2 separate regions of the Homo sapiens genome follow, and region 1 is linked to region 2. A link is an interaction called in ENCODE POLR2A ChIA-PET data of the cell type or tissue named here. Cell type or tissue: HepG2. All regions are shown on one strand. Each heading gives the region's core, and the rest is flanking DNA. Links, peaks and the distances in the headings are about the cores only.

Region 1 (5,378 bases), core at 170-5,169, 150 kb after region 2:
TTTTGTATTTTTAGTAGAGATGGGGTTTCACTATGTTGACCAGACTGGTCTTGAACTTCTGACCTCTGGTAATCCATGCGCCTCAGCCTCCCAAAGTGCTGGGATTACAGGTGTGAGCCAGCACGCCCAGCTGGCATCTTTTAAACAGACCTCATGCCTCCCCTGTCTCTGCCTCCACTGGCCCAACCCTTACTGCAGGGCTCCCTCCCTTTTGCTAAAACCCTGCTGTCCCTTCACCTGGAATGTGCTATCTGTGAACGTATGCTATTTAGAGAACCTGGAGCATTCATTCTGAGTGAGTGTGAAAAGAATTACTACCTTATTTTCAAGGTAGTAATGCTTGCTTTATAATACATCAAACCACACCCCCAGTTCTTCTCCTCCTCCTGGAAAATCATTAATAAGTGATGGAAGATTGTTGAATGATGGCCAGCTCAGAGGCCACCTCCTCCATGCAGGCCTTGCTGATCATCCATCCCTTTGATGGTGCCCATCCTCCTCATTTGAACGTGTGATTTTTTTTTTTCCTTGTCCACAGGCAAAGTGAGTTGAGGCAGGAAGATTGTGAGATGGCCTCACCCAGGCTCCCAGGTCCTTAATCAACCACCTGAGCTAGTTTCCCAAAAGCAGCCCACAGAGGGTGCTCCAGCAAATGGCCCCTCCTCAGTGCTCAGACCCCATGTGGTCTCCCACGGCCCTGGCCTCCAGGATGGCTGCCAAACAAAGGGAGGAGGAGTAAGGCTGAAGTCCTCAGCCTTCTGGGGTGGGTCCTCCAGTCTGGAGGCAGAATTCCACCCCCTGGTCTGACCTCTCCCAAGGTGGGGAGAGGTGGTCCCAGGCCAAGGGAAGGAATTTTTCCTGAGGCCCAGCAGCCTCCTGAAGACACCATCATGGTAGCAGAGGGGGCTTAGGTGCGGGGAGAAGGGGGGTCTGAAAAGAGGCAGCCCATCCAGGCTCAGAGATGGAACCCCCTGCTCCGCTGGGCCACGGTGCCTCTCAGCCTCAGGATCCTATCACCGTTGTTGGGGTGAGAGGGCTGGTGTGCTCTTTTCACCAAGCGGGGTTTCTGGCCTGGCCTCGGGGGTGTGGGACACAGCATCGCTTCATCTCCACTAGCCTGAGGGCCACCATTGTCCCATCTGTGTCCCCAGCCCCACTTCAAAGCCTCACACATACACTGTGCACAGCAATTATCTATGAAGGAGTAAAGGAATTTTTGCCATTGGGGTTGTGCTGGGGGGTGACTTCAGAGCATCAGAGCTGACTCCTTACTCGGGAAGCAATGGGCCCATGTAGATGGGGAAGGGACGTCATCTTGGGAGACGGGATGTCCGACTTGGTGCTGGTGGCTCACCAGCTTCTTGGGACAAACAGCAGCTCCTGCGCCCCTGGTAGAGCCAGCAGGCTTGGGTGGTTAGGTTTGGTCTCCTCTGAGAGGCTCTGGGTGGCCCCACAACATCTGGGCTATTTTGTTACTGGTACAAGCTTCCGGTCTCCCACAGGCCAAGGGAAGTTCTTAAAGCAATGAAAAAAAAAAAAAAAAAGGAACAGAGACAGAGTCTTGCCAGGTTGCCCAGGTTGGAATGCAGTGATATGATCATAGCCCACCGCATGACTTCTGGGCTCAAGCAGCCCTCCTGCCTCTGCCTCCTGAGTGGCTGAGACTACAGGCATGCATCAGCTCTTCTTAAAGCAATTCATCTTCCCCCATGTCTAGCCTCATCTGTGTCCCCAGCCCCACTGGGGCAGAAAGCTGTGGAATGTTACTCACACTGTCATTGGATCAACCCCTGGCTTTCCTGTGGGGATCCCCTCCCTGGGAGGGGTTCCCATGACAATTTGGGCTCCAGAAAGGGATGTGGGAGGAGAGTGCGGTGGAGGGAGGTGGTCTGTGGTCTCCCTTCATGGACCAGAAAGCTTGACCCCCAAGGGGACCCTGGCTTCTACTTCCTCAGAGCTAAGCAGTGCCAAGGGGCAGCCTGAGACATGGGCAAAGGGGAAGCCTAAATGGAAAAAGAGAGAGAGAGAGAGAGAAAGAGAGAAGGGGCAGGGAGGACAAAGACACATGGCAAGTGTCCAAGCTGGAACATTCCCACCAGTGGCCTTATTGCATTAAGGATTTTCCCAAAAAGCAGAAATACACTGATAGTCAATGGAACATAGCAGAGCTGTCACGAGCCCAGGAAACACAAGTCCCACCTCTACACAGCCAGAGACTGTGTGACTGTCCCAAATTTTAAATCAAGATAGACAATAAGAACCTACCACTTTCACATCCAAGAAAACTGTGTCCCTACACATTTCAGTCACACCGTGCTGTGGCTTGAGGCCAGCCAGATGCAAAAATCAGGAAGGTTCTGAGGGGTAGGGCCTTCTGTCTTTCTGAAAGGGGCCCCTGAGCGGAGGGGGCAGTGCTGGGGGAGCTAAAGCGCAGTGGGCTGTCACTTCACGACTATGACTTCTGTTTCCCAAGTGCACTTCCTGACCCTGAGATTTGTGCCATGGCACACAGGAATCAGGGCACTTCCGTTTACATATACGCTCATTATCAGGACTGGCGTCGTGGGTGTGGGGCCTGGGCAGTCACAGGGCCCTGTTCTTAGAAGGTGCCCCGGCTTGCTTTAATGCTGTGTTGTTGTCCTTTTGAAAGCCTTACTATTTTAACAAGGGGCCCTGCATTTTTATATTGCACAGGGCCCTGCAATTATGCAGCCATTCCTGCTTTTGATCTCACTTACCCCACAGCCATAATGGAAGAGCGCCTGGAAGGAGTCCTTATCCTGATTCCCAGATGGTGAAACTGAGTGCCAGGAGGGGCAGTGCTGAAGCCGAGACCAGACAGGATCCCTCGGGTGGAATCCAGGGCTGCTGTTTCTCTTGGGGGCTCCTCCTCAGTGAATGGATGGGTGGTAATCTCCTTTCCTACCTGTCCTAGCGGTAGCCTCTGTTCCTTCTCTTGTTTTATCTCATTTTATTTTTTTAAAAAATACCAAAACCATTCTCTCACCTGCCAGAGAGGAGCTCATAGGAGTTGGGCTTCCTCAGAGAGTGTTCCTCCCTCGTCCCCTGTCCTGTCCAGGCACCTGCGAGCAGGATGGTGTGTCCCCGGCTAAATCCACAGGCGCTCCACTCTGTCCCAGAGAGCCCACAGCCAAAAACTTCGTCCTGTCCTGGAAAAGCTTCACTGGTAAGCATTCCCGACCTTTAGACCTGCCTTGGCCCATAGCTGGCCACGAGCCCATAACGATCACTTCCCGGCTGGGTGTTTACCTTCCTGGGCCCCATGGGTTGAGCCAGGGTGGCAGCCACATACCTGACACAAAAGTGGTGCAGGAGGGAAGGGCTATCTGAGGGGAAGGCTGGGCATGGCTGGAATACCCGCCGCCCGCCCAGTGCAAGATAATGCTGATGGTCACACCAAGAGGGGCCCGTGGCTCAGCTGGCCCACCAACCCCAAGCATTGGCCAAGCCAGCTGCACGGCCCTCAAATCTGAGATTTGGGAGAGGCTTTGGGGTCCTCCAGGGTTCTAGTCACTTCCTGCCATGGCCATCTGGCCTTAACTCAATCACTTCCAGGCATGGAACACTCACTGCTTTGTAAGGCATCTTGCTCCATTATTATTATTATTATTATTATTATTATTATTATTATTATTCCCTCTAATAGCTTCCTTTAATCCAGTGCTTACTACATGACAGGCACTGGGCTAAGTACATTACATAATCTATGTAATCCTTGTGTTGTCACTATGACCAGAGAATCATGCCCATTTTAAAGATGCAGAAACAGAGGCTCAAGAAATTGATCATCTTGCTCAAAGCCCCACAGCTAGTAAGTTGGGGATCCAGGATTCAAACCCAAGCCAACTAGTATCAAAACCACTACCATCATTTGCCAAGTTTAATTGCTACATCATCCATCTTTATATAAAACTCAAATCAGCGTTTGTTTTAGCTATCTGTTCTGGAAACAAATTAACTCAAAGTGTGTGGCTTGAAATAACACTCATTTGTCATCTCAGTTTCTGTGGCTAGAAGTCTGGGCACTGCTTGGCTGGGTTCTCTGCTCAGGGTTTCTCATAAGTTGCCATCCAAGTGTTGGAGGGGCTGAGGTCTCATCTCATGGCTCCACTAGGGGGGATCCACTTCCAAGCTGCTGGTGTTGGCAGGATTCAGTTTCTTAGGGCTGTAGGATGAAGGCCTCAGCCCCTCTCAGCTGTCAGCTGTGGCCACTATCAGTCCTTTGCCATGTGGGCCTCTCCGCCCTGGCAGCTCGTTGCATCAGAGAGGGCTATGGAGAGAGTCTGGGAAGAGGTAGGTCAGTCTTTTGTAATATACTCAAGGATGTGATATTCCATCACTTCTGGCATATTCTACTCGTTAGAAGGAAGTCATCAGGCACAGCCTACACTCAAAGGTAGGGGATTACACAGGGCACAATACCAGGGGTGGGGGTCCCTGAGGGCCATCTTTGAAAGTTCCCACAGCCATCTGATTGCCACAAAACATGGGTTTCAGTTTTGTCCCTGAAAGCCAGATTGAAGTAGTCTCTCATCTATTCTCTCACCCATCCATCCACCCATCCACCCATCCATCCACCCATCCACCCATCCATCCGTCCATCCATCCATCCACCATCCATCCACCCATCCATCCATCATCCACCCATCCACCCATCCATCCACCCATCCATCCATCCATTATCCACCCATCCACCCATCCATCCACCCATCCACACTTCCATCCACCCACCCATCCATCCACCCACCCTTCCATCCATCCATCCACCCACCATCTATCCATCCAACCATCCATCCATCCATCCATCCATCCATCCATCCATCCATCCATCCACCCAACCATCTACTCATCCATTCATCCACCCACTCATCCACCCATTCATCTACCCAACCATCTACTCATCCATTCATCCACCCACTCATCCACCCATTCATCTACCCATCCATCTACTCAACTACCCATCCACCCACCCATTCATCCATCCACCCATCCATCTATCCACCCATCCACCCATCCATCTATCCACCCATCCACCCATCCATCTATCCACCCATCCATCCACCATCCATCCATCCACCATCCATCCCTTCACCCATCCATCCATCCACCCACCATCTATCCATCCATCCACCCACCCATCCACCCACCAATCCACCCACCCACCTACTCATCCATTCATCCACCCACTCATCCACACATCCACCCACTTATCCACACATCCATCTACCCATCCATCTACTCATCCACCCATCCACCCACCCATTCATCCATCCACCCATCCACCCATCCAGTCATCCACCCATCCATCCACCCATCCACCCATCCATCTATCCATCCACCATCCATCCATCCACTCA
Region 2 (5,378 bases), core at 101-5,100:
TGTCAGTTGTGTTTGTGAGTACTGCTTATTGCCTTCAATGGGTATGCTAGTACTGCTTTTTCTAAGCCAAATTCCCTTTTGGTTAATCAAACATTGCTAACTGAAATCTTTTCCTTTGCAGATATATTTACAGTAGATCGAGTTAGAGTACTTTAATCTTCTTGCTCTGTCTACTGTGGGAAAGAGAATATGCGAGGACTCTAAGGATCTTAATAGTGTGTCTTCCATGGAGCCTCTTACCCTGAGTATCAAAAGCTCTGGGCCAGAACTTTCATAAAGTTTTTGACTGGTGGGAAGAAGTATTCCCATTAAAGTGGGTTGAGGTTTAAAGGGGTATTAATCCCACTCAGATTTCAAAGTTATGTGGTCAAGTAGTTACAAAGAACTTAGTGTATACAACCCTCCATGGTAACCCCCCTGCCCACCCCCATCTCTTTTAAGGTAGACCTCCTGCATGAACTTTCCTCCAGGGCCAGCCCAGCCTGTCCTTGATACACACTCACATCCCATTCTTTTCTCTGATTCTCTGAAGCAGTGGTTTGCAGGGGGTTTTTTTGTTTTGTTTTTTTTTTGAGACAGAGTCTCGCTCTGTCACCCAGGCTGGAGTGCAGTGGCGCGATCTCGGCTCACTGCAAGCTCCTTCGACCAGGTTCAAGCAATTCTTCTGCCTCAGCCTCCCGAGTAGCTGGGACTACAGGTGCCCACCACCACACCTAGCTAATGTTTTTTTGTATTTTTAGTAGAGACGAGGTTTCACTATGTTAGCCAGGATGGTCTCGATATCCTGACCTCATGATCCGCCTGCCTTGGCCTCCCAAAGTGCTGAGATTAAGGCATGAGCCACCACACCCGGCCTGCAGTTCTTTTTAATTGGTGATGCTATTTTGTTTTATTTTCCTTCCTAATTAGGTTATATCAGAACCTTAAGAAAATAAAAAATCTCTCTCATTGGAAGAACAGAAAGCTACTGCTGTGACCTTTATCTTTGTCTCCCTGTAATACTTCTATGGTATGCTCAAAAACAAAAGACTGGCCAGGCACGTTGGCTGACGCCTGTAATCCCAGCAATTTGGGAGGCCGAGGCGGGCGGATCATTTGAGGTCAGGAGTTCAAGACCAGACTGGCCAACATGGTGAAACCCTATCTCTACTAAAAATACAAAAAAAATGAGACGGGCATGGTGGCATGTGTCTGTAATCCAGCTACTTGGGAGTCTACGGCATGAGAATCTCTTGAACCCAGGAGGTGGAGCTTGCTGTGAGCCGAGATCACGCCACTGCACTCCAGCCTGGGTGACAGAGTGAAACCCTGTCTCACAAACAAACAAACACAGACTTACATTCCAGCTCACCGCCTAGAATTTGAGCCGCTTGGTTGCCTGGGTGTGGTCACTCATAGCCAGTTTTTTTTCTGCAGGATTTTCAGTCAATGCATCATCGGAGCGACTCAACATGGGTGAAATCGAGACGTTGGATGACTACTGAGCACCTGCCAGTGGACTGGCCATCCCTCTCCTGTCTGCCGACTATGGAGTCTCCACCTTTGGACACAACACTTACTCACCATTTACTCTTTATCACTCTGCAACAAATCACAGAACCGATCATCTCAGGCTTTTTCTTCTGGCCCTTTGTGTCCAAGATTCTTTAATCCATTTTTGTTGGTGAACATCTCAGACTATAGATAAGTGGACTGGACCCTGTGTCTTGGGGGTGGCAGTTGGGATTACTCCCCAACAAGGCTGATTTTAGGCAGCATGTGTTCACTGTGCTGTGATTTCATCTACTGTCTCCCAGAAAGTGTGTTGGGATCGGCCATTAGCAGCTTGCTTTCTCTTGTCACTTTTTTTCTTCTATTTTGTTTTTTCTTCTTCTTTTTCCCCCCATCAGGGCAAATGGTCTAACTGGTGCAATCATGAAGAGAGTTAATGGTTAACAGACATTGGCCAATAACAAAACACCCCATGGACTGTGACTCGAGTATCCAACAGGCAGTCAGAGCTCTCCCGGTCTGAAAGTTGCATTGCCACTGCTAACTTTGGGATTGCATCAGAGAGGCCCTGAGTGGGGTTGAGATGAGGTTGGTTTGGTTTGATGTTACACACTCCTCACCTGTTCTTTCTGAGTGTCCTTTCTCTGAAAGGATTTATGTTTTTCTTCGTTAGATAGTGACTTCTGAGCAAGCTGATCTCCCCTGGCATGCTCCAACCTGATTGGACAAAGGAAGCTCTATGGCCTGGGAGAGAGACTATTCTTAATTTTTCTTTCTTACAAAAACTGATTTTTCCCATAAATATTTTTACTTCAGAGGACTAGGACCATTTTGTTTTGGGCCCTTCTGCTGAAAATTTGTCTCGTTTAAGAGGCAGCTAGAATCTTTACCATATGTATGAATTTGTATAATTTCATTTTTGGATAGGGATAAACTTTTGCTTCTGATAAAAGCCTGGAATTTCATCTGGTCCTCAGAGCATTGCGTGTGTGTCTTGCTGTAGCCCGGAAAAGGTTTTGTGTAAAGATTCTGGGATGGCAAGTTGTTTGCCTTTTCTGAAAAGAGAACATACAGAACCTGTCCATCTTTAAGACCTTCATCCATGGAATCTACTATACAGGAGGATGCAGTGGGCTGGAGGGGATGGGCGAAAATGGGAGCAGGAAGCCTGGCCTGGCTTCTGGTCATGGCCTCCTAAAACCTTAAACTTCAAGTAGAAATGTACTCAAGCCCTATTTATAAACAAATACTTTTCCTGCCTCCACCAAACCCCTACAGAACATCACCTGGAATTGCCACTCACACTGGGTTGGAGTCATTGGGCAGCTGTGCCTGTGCGAGAGGTGCTGTGGTCTGGGCAGCCCCTGGAAAAGCACCTTTGCTGCCTGTCATTGTTGCCTGAAGAAGGCTGGAGTTGCTCTGAGAGCAGTTTGGGTTTGGAGTATTATATTTGGCTTCTATTTTTATTATTTTGGATCACCATTCTCCCTATCCCTTCTTGCCTCCCTCCCTTCTAAACATGTGTAATAACTATACAGAGACTGCTACAAAATTGTATATAGTTTTTGGATCAAATAGCATGAGGGGAGAGGAAACCATTAAAAGTTGGGGCTCCTACTCTCCTTTGCTTTGTAAATTCAAAAGTTGGGGGTGGGTAAGAGGGATAGTTAAAATGTTTACAAAACTTTAGGCTCCCTCGGAACTTTTGCCAGTGTGGAGGAAAATAAAAAAGAACTTAAATAAAATCTGATTGTATTCTATCTGAGTGCACCTCTTGTACTCACCTTTATGGAGGCTGAGTTCTGCACTAAACTGTTCCTCTTGGTACCATGGAAAAGCTCCAAGCACCCAAGACATGGAGGCAGCCATGGCTTCTTTCTCTGCCAGACCACGTAGCACTGGCTGGTTCTGTATTTGAGAATGTAGAGGTCAAGGCAGATGTCGGTAAGTTTGACCAAATATCTTTTCTCTTTTTGACTCTCCCTTTCTGCTAACATGTGGATCAGCTCCTGCCCTCATACCGCAGACACACCCACTCTGAACACACCCCTCCAGAGCTTGCCCACACCTTCCCAACTAGACTCTGTGTGTGTATTCAGGAAAAATGAAAATAAATTTTTAAAAATTGGGAGTGGAATGGGCAGATTAGGGGGAACAAAGTCATTTTGGTCATGGAACATCCATTTGCTTAACCAAGGAGACTTGCTTCTATCTGAGGAATTTCCCACTTAGTAGAAAGAAACACTCTTCCCTGGGAATGTTTGTTTCTGTCTCTCTCAATGCTACTCTCTTTCATATTCTCATTTGCTCACCCTTTCACTTAGAGCCACCGTTTTCTCATCCCATTCTATGAACTTATTTCCAAATTCTCCTAACTATTCCTGAGTTTTGAAGTATTTGTTTTGTACCCTCTCTGCTTCCGGTTTTTTGTTTGGTTGGCTTTTTTGGAGATAGGGTCTTGTGATGTTGCCCACACTGGTCTCGAGCCCCTGGGCTCAAGTGATCCTCCCGCCTCAGCCTCCTAAATATCTAGGACTACAGGTGTGTGCCACCATGCCCAGCTCCAGTTTTGTTGGTTGATTTGTTTAAATTCAGAGATTTAAAAACATCCCAGACAAGACAGTTTGATTATGGAGACTGTCCCCAAGCAGATTGGTGTGCTGGTGGCTGCTGTGCATAACAGATTCCCTCCAGATTGGCTTACAACAGCTACTTCATTCTGTGGGTCAGGAATTTGGATAGGGCTCAGCTGGGTGGTGGTTCTCCTGGGGTATTCTTTGGTTGTGGTCAGATGTCTTCCAGGGCATCATTCCTATGAAGGCTTAATGAATTAGGCAAGCTGTCCAAGATGGCTCACTCGTGTAATGACAGTTGACGTTGGCTGTAGGCTGGGAACTCAGCTGGGTTGATGACTGGAGGAGCTTATGTGTGTCGTCTCCGGAATGGCAGCTTCAGAGGAGTTGAACTTAAGTGGTGATTGGCTTCCCCCAGAGAACCAGGCAGAAGCTGTGTTACCTTTTTGAGCTCTTAGCTCAGGAGTCACATAGAGTCACTTCTGTGACACTGTGTTGCATCAAAGTAGTCACAAACCCACTCAGATTCAAGAGAAGGGAGCATGGCCCTCTCCCTGCAACCCCCTCCCCCCCCGCCTTGATGAAAGGAGTGACAAGGTCACATTGGAGAAGAGCTTGTGGGGTGGGAGATATTATAGCCATTTTTGGGAAATATCTGCATAAAATGAGTTTATGCATACATGAAGGACTTTATTTTCATTGGCTTTAAGTTGAGGGTTTTTGTTTTTGTTTTTGTATTGGAGATGGGTTCTTACTATGTTGCCCAGGCTGGTCTCAAACCCCTGGGCTCAAGTGATCCTGTTGCCTCAGCCTCCCAAGTAGCTGGGACTACAGCTATGTGCCAGTGCACCCAGCTTGTTTTTTTTAAATTTTAGGATAGATAATGGTACTTCTGGCTTTATTTAAATAATTTTTTTAGGGAAACCATTGTATTTATACATGCATATATTTTTATATATACAAATATGTATATAAAAGTATATGTTTTACATTTTCAATATATATATAATATATACATATATGTTATATACGTATATATATTGCACCCTACTTTAAAATTGACTGATAACAAAATTGGTAATTTTGTATAAAATGCCCAACTGTGCATTATTAATAAAAGTATGTGAATGACTCTAATTAAACAGAAGTGATTCTTTGAAATGAACATATTCTGTACTGTCCTTCCAATATGTGACGTAGATCATTTTCAACAGAGTAGCAGGCAAGCGCATTCTACAGAGAGTAAAGTACAATCAGAGCACATTCCAAATGGAAGTTGGCCTTATAGTTAATGAGTTTCTTAGAACAACAAAA

The links. Peaks named below come from ENCODE experiments on the same cell type or tissue, not always from the same donor. Only the 100,000 strongest peaks of a DNase experiment are listed, where the experiment ranks them.
Region 1: POLR2A ChIA-PET joins it to region 2 with 16 read pairs; 3 of 35 experiments call an interaction of 5 or more read pairs at or near these places.

What each region holds. Positions count from the first base shown.
Region 1 is chr2:233,010,061-233,015,438 of GRCh38, forward strand. It overlaps NGEF (neuronal guanine nucleotide exchange factor), which reads right to left and starts at 3,196. Exons shown (of 15, transcript NM_019850.3): 1 at 3,008-3,196. It overlaps LOC101928881 (a long non-coding RNA gene), which reads left to right and starts at 2,554. Exons shown (of 3, transcript NR_136325.1): 1 at 2,554-2,909; 2 at 3,080-3,187. In HepG2, for the core only: no CTCF peak of the experiment used is centred there; DNase peaks (open chromatin) are centred at 2,511 and 3,241; H3K4me3 peaks cover 2,014 bases.
Region 2 is chr2:232,855,377-232,860,754 of GRCh38, forward strand. It overlaps GIGYF2 (GRB10 interacting GYF protein 2), which reads left to right. Exons shown (of 29, transcript NM_001103146.3): 29 at 1,417-5,229. The coding sequence ends at 1,484. Among named protein-coding and RNA genes, the nearest start is that of SNORC, 12 kb to the right of the region's middle. In HepG2, for the core only: no CTCF peak of the experiment used is centred there; DNase peaks (open chromatin) are centred at 1,485 and 1,985.